2 separate regions of the Homo sapiens genome follow, and region 1 is linked to region 2. A link is a contact called in ENCODE Hi-C or POLR2A ChIA-PET data. All regions are on one chromosome and are shown on one strand. Each heading gives the region's core, a stretch centred on a gene start or an enhancer-like site at or near the end of the contact. The rest is flanking DNA. Distances are from core to core; before and after follow the strand shown. Region 1 overlaps LOC107987046 (a long non-coding RNA gene). Region 2 has its middle 18 kb from the start of IL33.

Region 1 (4,485 bases), core at 64-2,563, 74 kb before region 2:
TGCTGGGATTGCAGGTGTGAGCCACTGCGCCCAGCCTGAGAACATACTTAATGTGATTTCAGTTGTTTTGTGTTTCTTGGTGAATGTTCTAGGTGCTTTGAAAATAATGTATATTCTGCTGTTGTTAGGTAGAGTGTTCTGTAAATGTCCACTAGGTCAATTTAGTTGATAGTGTTGTCAGTCTTCTCTATAATTAATGATTTTTTTTGGTATAATTATTCTGTCAAATACTGAAAGAACAGTCTTATAAAGTTTCTCAAACTGTTATTGGACCATTCCAGATTCTTTCCTAAACATGCCTTCCCTGGCTCAGTAGTATTTGGGCAGGACCTGTAGTAGAGCAGGCACCAGCCAAGTAATCAAATATTAGTATCCTTTGGCTGGCTCCCCAAATTTAGCCATATTTTTTTATTTTATGGGAAATGTTCACTTTTGGTTTCCAATAAATAAAGGGAAGGGGATTTTTTTCCTCTTTACAAACTTAGTGTTCCTCAAAAAGATGACTTTTTGGCCAGGTGCAGTGGCTCACACCTGTAATCCCAGCAATTTGGGAGGGCAAGGTAGGAGGATCACTTGAGGCCAGAAGCTCAAGACTAGGCTGGGCAACATAGTGAGACCTCATTTCTACAAGAAACAAGAAAAAAATTAACCAGGCGTGGTGGCACATGCCTGTAGTGACAGCAACTCAGGAGGTTGAGGCAGGAGGATCACTTAATAAGGTGGGAGGTTGAGGCTGCAGTGAGCCGTGATTACCTCTTTGCACTCCAGCCTGGGCAACAGAGCGAGACCCTGCTAAAAAAAAAAAAAGTAAGATGACTTCTATCACCTCTTAGTCCTCTTTTACAAGGAAGGGGAAGGATGTGTCAAGGGAGAGACTGCTGCCCCAAATAGCTGAATTTCAAATATTGGGTACTTTACTGTTTTTGTTTCTAGCAATGGGGTCTTGGTGATAGTTCCAGGGAAAAATAGGAAAAATTCTATTAAATAAGTTGTAGTTGCATGAAACTGAATTACTAAATCAGTTCATCCTGTTCTCCTTAAAATGCTTTACCATAATTACTTAAGATTGCTCACTGAATAGATACTGTTTAGGCCAAACTGGTAGTGTCCCAGCTAAGGCTCATTCCAAAATTCCAAACTGTTTGTTTAATGTCATGGAATAAAATAATTCTTTTAACAGAAGCAAAGGCCACTATTGCACAATATCATATTATCAGCACCAACAAGTAGAAACATAGTTAGCTCTCTTGGCTGTGTTTAACTTACAAAACACTCTGTTTGAGGACTCATACAGCTGCAATGTTCTGACCTAAGGGAGCATCTGGCCAGTTCCTCCTTTGTTTGTTTTCCTTGAGTGTGACTCTTTGACAAGTAGGCCTCTTTTGAGGGGAAAGAAAAAGGCTGGTTGGGTTTTAAATTATAAATGAATGTGGAGGAGGAGAAATAGGATTAACACTGGTTGACCTAATTTATGCTAGGCATTGTGCTAAGTGCTTACGGTCATGTCCTTATCCCATCTTCTCAAAATCCCTGTCTAAGTGATGTATTAGCCCCATTTTATAGGCAAAGAGACTGAGGTTCAGAGTGGAATGAAGTCCCATAGCTGGAAGAAATTGAAATTAGAACCAGGATCTCTCTAGTACCAAAGTTCATGCTCTTTTTTGTCTATCATGCTTCTATTAATATGGAGGCTCAACACAAAAGTAACCCACAATCCGTGGCTGCTTTATTGATTAGTTCTGTGGTTTCTGGAATGGTCCTACTCAAATGTGATTGGCAGTTGAGTCCATAAAAATGCCACATTTCTCTTTAGGTTTAGTGTGTTAAGGAAGCTTTGATCATGTCATGTACCTTAAGCAGAACCTGACTATTTTTGTCTTAGATAAATTTGACGTTGTATAATACTGACATCTCTTTGGACTCCAGCCTTTGCAAATATTAGGCTCAATGTCAGGAATGAATAGTGAGCAGCAGCTTAGGGCCTCAGCCTAGGCAAGAAGGGGGGACTAGGAAAGTCCAAAGATTGATAAAGAGAAAGCTTACAGGCAGGCAGGCAACTCCAGGTGTCAGAATTCAGGATAAAGCAAGTCTCTTTTTTATCTCAGTCTCAGATATTACAGACCCAAAAGGTCTTGCTGTGAGAGAGAAGATCATGCAAAGAAGTAACCTAAAGTCCAGGTGATCAGTGACCATGCATCATATCTAAATGGTGCTGTTCCATAGGCAATTGGAAGCACAGCTGGCTTGCAACTCAGGAAGAATATCTGGTCTGGAGAGTTATCAGTCAATAAAGGGGCAGCTAAAACCCTGGGAGCTGATGATCTTGGGCAGGGGAGTGTGGAGGGCAATGTGGAGTGAGGAATGAAGAGGGTCAGGGGTCTGAGAGTCCTTGATGTCTGTTAACTACTCCTTCCTCAACCTGCAGCAGGCTTCCAGCTGTTCTGAACACTTCCTATCCACTCTGTTAGTTAAGGAAAGGGAGGACCTTGAGATGGCTGAACACACAACAGCCAATACCGGTCAGATGAGATTGGCAGTGGTTTATTAGTCACATATACACACAGGGTGGGGAAAGAGCAACCCCACATGCCATGAGGGGCCACATAGAGCAGAGTGAACCAGCAGAGGCTTTGGGAGGCTAAACTGAGTTCAGAGGTTTGTCTATTCATGGAACTGGACATTCTAATTATTGAGTTGAGACTGTATTTGCAACTTAATATGACAGTAGGACTGTCTATTACTTAAGAATGAATGGAAAAGTATAAGAGGGAGGAGTTGAATAAAGGGATGGTGGAAGACAACTAATGTTTTGATTACCAACTGTGCTTCAAGATTTTTGAATGTACCAATTATATTTCCAACTGTATTTCCATTTAATAATCCCATTGTCAGTTGACCCTCAACCTGTCCTAACAAACTCATTATCTTCCTTCATACTAATTTCTGTTTCCCACCTCCTCATTTCTGTTTCTGACAGCGTCATTTTCTCAAGTGATACTCCTGCCTCAGCCTCCCAAAGTGCTGGGATAATAGATGTGAGCCAGCATGCCTGGCTGCTAAAATTTTTATGGAATTCTGTAGAATTCTTGTGTCTCTGTTGATGAAAAACATTGGTCTGTAGTTTTCTTGTATTGTTGTTTTTGATATCAGTGTATTTTGCCTCATAGAAAAATTAAATAAAACTTCCTCCTCTTCAGTTTTTCTGAAAGAGTTTGTATATATTTCATATTATTTCTCCTTAAATGTTTGGAAGAATTCACTAATGAAGGTTGAAGTTTTCTTATGAGATTTTGAGCTTTACATTTAATTTCCTTAATAGATAGAGGGCTATTAATGTTTCCTGTTTCTTCTTGAGTGAATCTTGGTAGTCTGTGCCTCTCAAGGAATTTGTCTGTTTTCATTACGGTTGTCAAATTTATTGATGTAGTGATGCCTATAATATTTCCATCTTATTATTTTTAATATCTTTAGAATCTCTACTGATGTTAACTCTCTTATTATGGATAATGGTAATTTGTGTCCTCTTTCTTTTTTTTTCCTGATCAGTCTAGACAAAGGTTTATCAATTTTATTGATTTTTTCAATATACAACTTTTGATTTCTCTATTTTTTTCTGACCTATTTAATATTAATAAATTATTATATAAATTTTTAGTTATCCAATTCCTGTGTCTTGGAACATCTGCACTTTTATGCAATGATCTTTTGAAGGATTTTTACTATTACATTTTTTATATTTATAATGTAATATTCTATGCATATTGCTGTGGTCCGAATGGTTGTGTCCCCCCAAGTGTTGAAATTCTAACCCCCAAGGTGATGGTATTAGGAGGCGAGACCTTTGGGAAGTTATTAGGTCATGAAGGTGGAGCCTTCATGAGTAGAATTTGTGCCTTATAAAAGAGACTCCAGAGAGTTAGGTAGCCATTCTGGCCATGTAAGGTTATGACCAAAAGATGCTGTCTAGGTTGAAAAGGCCCTTGCGAGACAATGAATCTGCCAGTGCCTTGATCTTGGATTTCCCAGCCTACAGAACTGTTAGAAATAAGTTTATGTTGTTTATAAGCTACCCAGTTAATTTTGTTATCATGGCCTGAATGAACTAAGACATATATGAAAGAATTTATGAAACCTATTTGTAGGTTGAGAAGTATAAATAAATATCTATTTCTTTCGTAGATTCGTTTTGTAGATTAATACCTGTCAGATTTCATCTTTCTGATTTCTGCTTCGTATTTTATCTCTCAGAAAATAAATTCTCTTAAAGTTGTGGAGTCATTTGATTGTGTTCTAATTGTACCTAAGAAAAAGTGTTCTTCTTATCAGTCGGGTTGGTTGGTTTTTCTAAGCTAACTTTCACTGAGTGCTTGCTATGTGCCAGGCAATTCTTATCAGTGGCCTGAGAAGCAGGTGTTACCTTCATGTCTTCTATGGGTTAAGTTTGCTTTAAGGCATATTCAACAGAAAACCCAACACTAGCTTAAG
Region 2 (4,242 bases), core at 220-2,719:
CTAGTTCATTCTTTCTTTGATAAGAGATGTAGCTAGAAAGGAAAGTGCTGCCTGTCAATTGAATGGTGCCAGGATTTAGAACTGTCTAGTCTGCTATACACCAATAAGCCTCGTTTTTGTTTGTTTTGTGGAAATCACAGAGGCCAAGTTCCCTCTCTGTTTCCATCCCTGGTGCCTAGAAAAGTAATCCATAAGCTGCACTAATTGAGAAATAGCAGGTACAGTACTCCCTGCTTATTTGCAGTTTCACTTTCTGCAGTTAACAGTGGTCTGAAAATATTACAGTATTTTGAGAATGAGAGAGAGACCACATTCATATAAATTTGATTACAGTATTTTGTTATAACTATTCTATTTTATTAGTTATTATTAATCTCTTACTGTGCCTAATTTATAAACTAAACTTTATCAAAGGTATGTATGTATGGGGGGAAACAGTATAATATAGAGGGTTTGGTACTATCCATGGTTTCAGGCATCCACTGGGGGTCTTGGAATGTAACCCCCATGGATAAGGGGGACTACTATACTTGGCATCAAATGCCCAATCTTTTCTACAGTGAGCTCTCAGGCAAGTCTGGGACAGAAAATATTCTCTCCATGCACTACTACACTTGATTTTGCTCAGTAGTTTTCAGATTTTTCTTAAAAGCACAAACTTACATCAAATAAAATCTCAACACAGAATTCATACATGTCAACATATAGATGCAGAGCTCCTGTAGTCAAAGGAGAAGTAAGGGGAATAAGATCACTATTGCTTAAACTATCCCAGTTGCGGGAGGCCTCGAGATTCTAGGATTCTGCAGAAGAGATTTGAAAACCACCAATCTATAGGAATGTCCTGCATTGGTTCATACCTGAGAAAATTCTAAGAGAAACAGCATGTTCTAAGAGAAACAGCATGTTCTAAGAGAAACAGCCTTCAGTCTTCCCCTCCCAGGAAGTTATGACAGGTGCATATCACAAGCCAGGAGAGAAGATATGTGGGAGCTACACCAAAGAAGTGTTCTTCCTTGGAGTATTGCTGGACTGAGCGTGGTGAGAAATGAGGTGGGAGAAGATAAGTCGAGGATTTGTAGTCTGACTTTGGATACAGCTTCTGTACCAGTCTATGGTCCTTTCTTCCAGATCATCTATTGTTAGGGTGGTTACTTTGGGCAACTTCATCCCCGCCATGGAACACCCCCTACTCCTTTCCACTAGTGTCGTTTTCTCATGCCACTCCCCTATGCAGAGGCATTTCCCACTTGGGCTGCCCCAACTCACGTTATTTTTCCTTTCACGCAAGGCCTTATTGTTTAACTGATTCAGCAGTAAGTTTTACCAACTGTAAGGGATGTTTTATAGAGTCTGCAAATTTCCTTATTTCTAAGGTAAATAGCCTTGAGCAATGTTTACAATCTCAGGAAGAGTGGTTCAGATCAGGAAGAGTGGTTTACAATCTCGGGAAGAGCTAAGCGGATGCTAAGCTACTTGGCACACTCAGTGGTTGCATTCTTTTCATCATCCCAGGAGTGTGCTTTTCAAGGCTCAAGATTTCCTTTACTACCTGAAAACAGGAGAGAGATTTTATTACTTTTCTATTGCTTCCATAATAAATAACCACAAACCTAGTGGCTCAAACTAATACAAATGTATAATCTTACAGGTCAGAGAAGTCCAACACCAGGCTCACCAGACAAAGATCACGGTACTGGCAGGGTTGCATTTCTTTCAAGGATGGTGCTACTTTCTGTAGCCAAGAGTCAAGAAGGAGCAGAGACTGGGCCCAGAGAACACAGCTCTAGGAAGGGGTTGTTAGGCAGCAGCTAAGGATTCAGTACAGGGAATCTGCCAACCACAAAATCCTGGTAAGGAGGAAGCTCAGGAAAGAAAAGCTCTAACCTCAGTGTATGCCCCAAGAATGATTGATCCTTCAGTAGGGGTCCCTGGATGAGAAGACAGACATATGCAACAGACCTGTGGTGTCACCACACCTGCAGCTGAGCCACACAGCCACAGATGTACCACCTACCCCGAGCCCTTATGTAACGTGAAATAGGAAGTGATATTTATCGTAATAATCTGAGGTTGTTGGCCATGAAGCATCACTTAGTGAAAGCTCACTAAATCCCACCACCTTGACTGAGAGAAAGTTTGCCCAGTGGAGCAGCCTAGAAAGTCAGCCTCTGTGGTCATAAAGCAGGGTTGTGGGAGGTGGAGAGTGGGCCTGGAGGGGTGCACAGAGGCATCCAGCCAAAAGGCCAGGGGTTTCCTTTTTTAGGCTACTGCCCTCAGCAGTCATGTCTCTCTGAGGGCCAGGAATCTAGACTGAATTGAAGCTGGCGACATAATCCCTGGGTCACTCATGTCTTTCTAGAGTGACACTGCCTCCTGGAGGAAATCCCTGATGGTGCCTCATTTTTATTTCTTTTTTTTTTTTACATCCTCCGTGTCCAGTACCTGCTCATAGGAGACACAGTAAAGATATAGGTGTTGACCAAGTGCACATGGAAAACACATTGTTGTTCTGCATCAGTGATTTTAATTAAAAAATACGCCTCTGAAAGAAAGAAAGCTCACTGGTTTGTAGTCCTTTAAACAAAGTAATGTGATATTTAGTTGAGGTTTAAGTTATTGCACCACGTCTCTAGTACAGTTCAGTGTCTTTCTATTTTTAGACAAAGGTAAACCTTATTTTTGTTTCCTTTCAGAAGGGGTATATCCACTGAGACCAGAGGCCAAACTCCCTTTGTACTTTTCTTTTTATTTTATTTTTTTTGAGATGGAGTCTTGCTTCATCACCCAGGCTGGAGTGCAATGGCGTGACTGGAATCACTGCAACCTCTGCCTCCCGGATTCAAGCAATTCTCCTGCCTCAGCCTCCCGAGTAGCTGGGACTACAGGCGCACGCCACCATGCCCAGCTAATTTTTCTATTTTTAGTAGAGACGGGGTTTTGCCATATTGCCCAGGCTGGTCTCAAACTCTTAACCTCAATGATCTGCCTGCCTCAGCCTTCCAAAGTGGCATGAGCCATTACACCCCACCGAACTCCGTTTTTCATGAGTTGGTTTTACTCTGAGTTTAATTTTCTTCTTGTTGCAATGGTATGTCTATGTGAGACTTTCATTGCAGACCTTTTGCCACAGCCAGGATGGTCACACACAAATAGGTGCCTTTCCTCATGAAAAGAGAGGATACAGCTCTGTAGATTAAATACAGTCATGTGGGTTCTACCACAGCCTTCTCTTGAACATTGGCAAATATTTCTCTCTGGAGCAAGAGTTTTCATATATTGCTTAAGATAATCTTTGTGTTTAAAAATTTTCTGCCATATTCACATGTTATTTCCTCTATATGGGTTTTTTTTCCTCACATATTTCAGAAGTTCAACCCATGTTTTTGCCACAAAGGAACATCTCTTTTGACATCTAGCCCTCCTGAACCTCCGTGTGTCGTTTCAGCCTGCTGGGTCAGGCAGTATTTCCCACATCCTTTCTGGGTTCATTGGTATGCTGGCACTGATGGATTTTCAGCTACTGATCCTTAAAGATCTTTTTACAGCCTTCAAAATTGCATATATGTTGTTTGCTGAATCTCATCTTTGTGTTCAAAATATTTCTTCAAGTTTGATTTTGTGTTGAATTTTCTGTCACAGCCACTAGTGCATAAACAGCTTTTCTCCCATATGAATCAGGATGTTGTGACTCAGGTGGTAGACCCTGAGGAAAATCTTGCCACACCCTTCATAGTCACAAATGAATGGTCTCTTCCTCGTGTGCTTGCATAGGTGCTCTTCAAGCATCTGGACCTTATTGTAATTGGTGCTACATACAGTCCTGGAAGGAGCAGATGAACTTCTTAGAGAGTGCAGGGGAAGGAGGGGACAAGGGAGTGGGACTGGTCTCTAGCGGGCCACGAGAAATGCCTAGGCAATGCTCAGGGGTGACAATGCCTCGGCACCCACCCAGATCAGGTATGCAGCCACATGGGTGCACCAGCATATGGACCCAACACACAAAGCCAGCTACTTCCAAGAGCTCATTCTGGTGCCACCAGGCCCTGGCCTGTAAACACTTATTTCTGACCCACTAGTTTCACAGAATCATCATATTATATAATTTTCCTATTGCTTTTCCACCCCATACAAGACCTTCTGGGGTTATCTCTTTAAAAAATTAATTTGAAAAGGCCCTTTTTCCCATTTTCAAAATATTTGTTGATCTAACTGTGGTATTGAAACTGCCTTTGCAAAAAT

What was found. Hi-C counts contacts between places; a loop is a spot of excess contacts on that map. ChIA-PET counts read pairs that join two places held with the same protein, here RNA polymerase II (POLR2A). Pooled maps may share reads with other maps.
Region 1: a pooled map shows a loop between it and region 2 (2.7-fold over the local background). The contact joins two enhancer-like sites. A Hi-C loop is called at or near these places in 1 of 168 maps with a recorded cell type or tissue (heart left ventricle) and 2 of 50 pooled maps. POLR2A ChIA-PET finds 5 or more read pairs at or near these places in 1 of 52 experiments (A549).

The regions. Positions count from the first base shown.
Region 1 is chr9:6,269,144-6,273,628 of GRCh38, reverse strand. All of the region lies in intron 2 of LOC107987046 (a long non-coding RNA gene), which reads left to right. Among named protein-coding and RNA genes, the nearest start is that of IL33, 56 kb to the right of the region's middle. Within about 2 kb of position 1,313, at least 5 of the 41 ENCODE cell types and tissues checked have a DNase peak (open chromatin) inside an H3K27ac peak, as active enhancers do.
Region 2 is chr9:6,195,643-6,199,884 of GRCh38, reverse strand. It overlaps the pseudogene GTF3AP1. Among named protein-coding and RNA genes, the nearest start is that of IL33, 18 kb to the left of the region's middle. Within about 2 kb of position 1,469, at least 2 of the 41 ENCODE cell types and tissues checked have a DNase peak (open chromatin) inside an H3K27ac peak, as active enhancers do.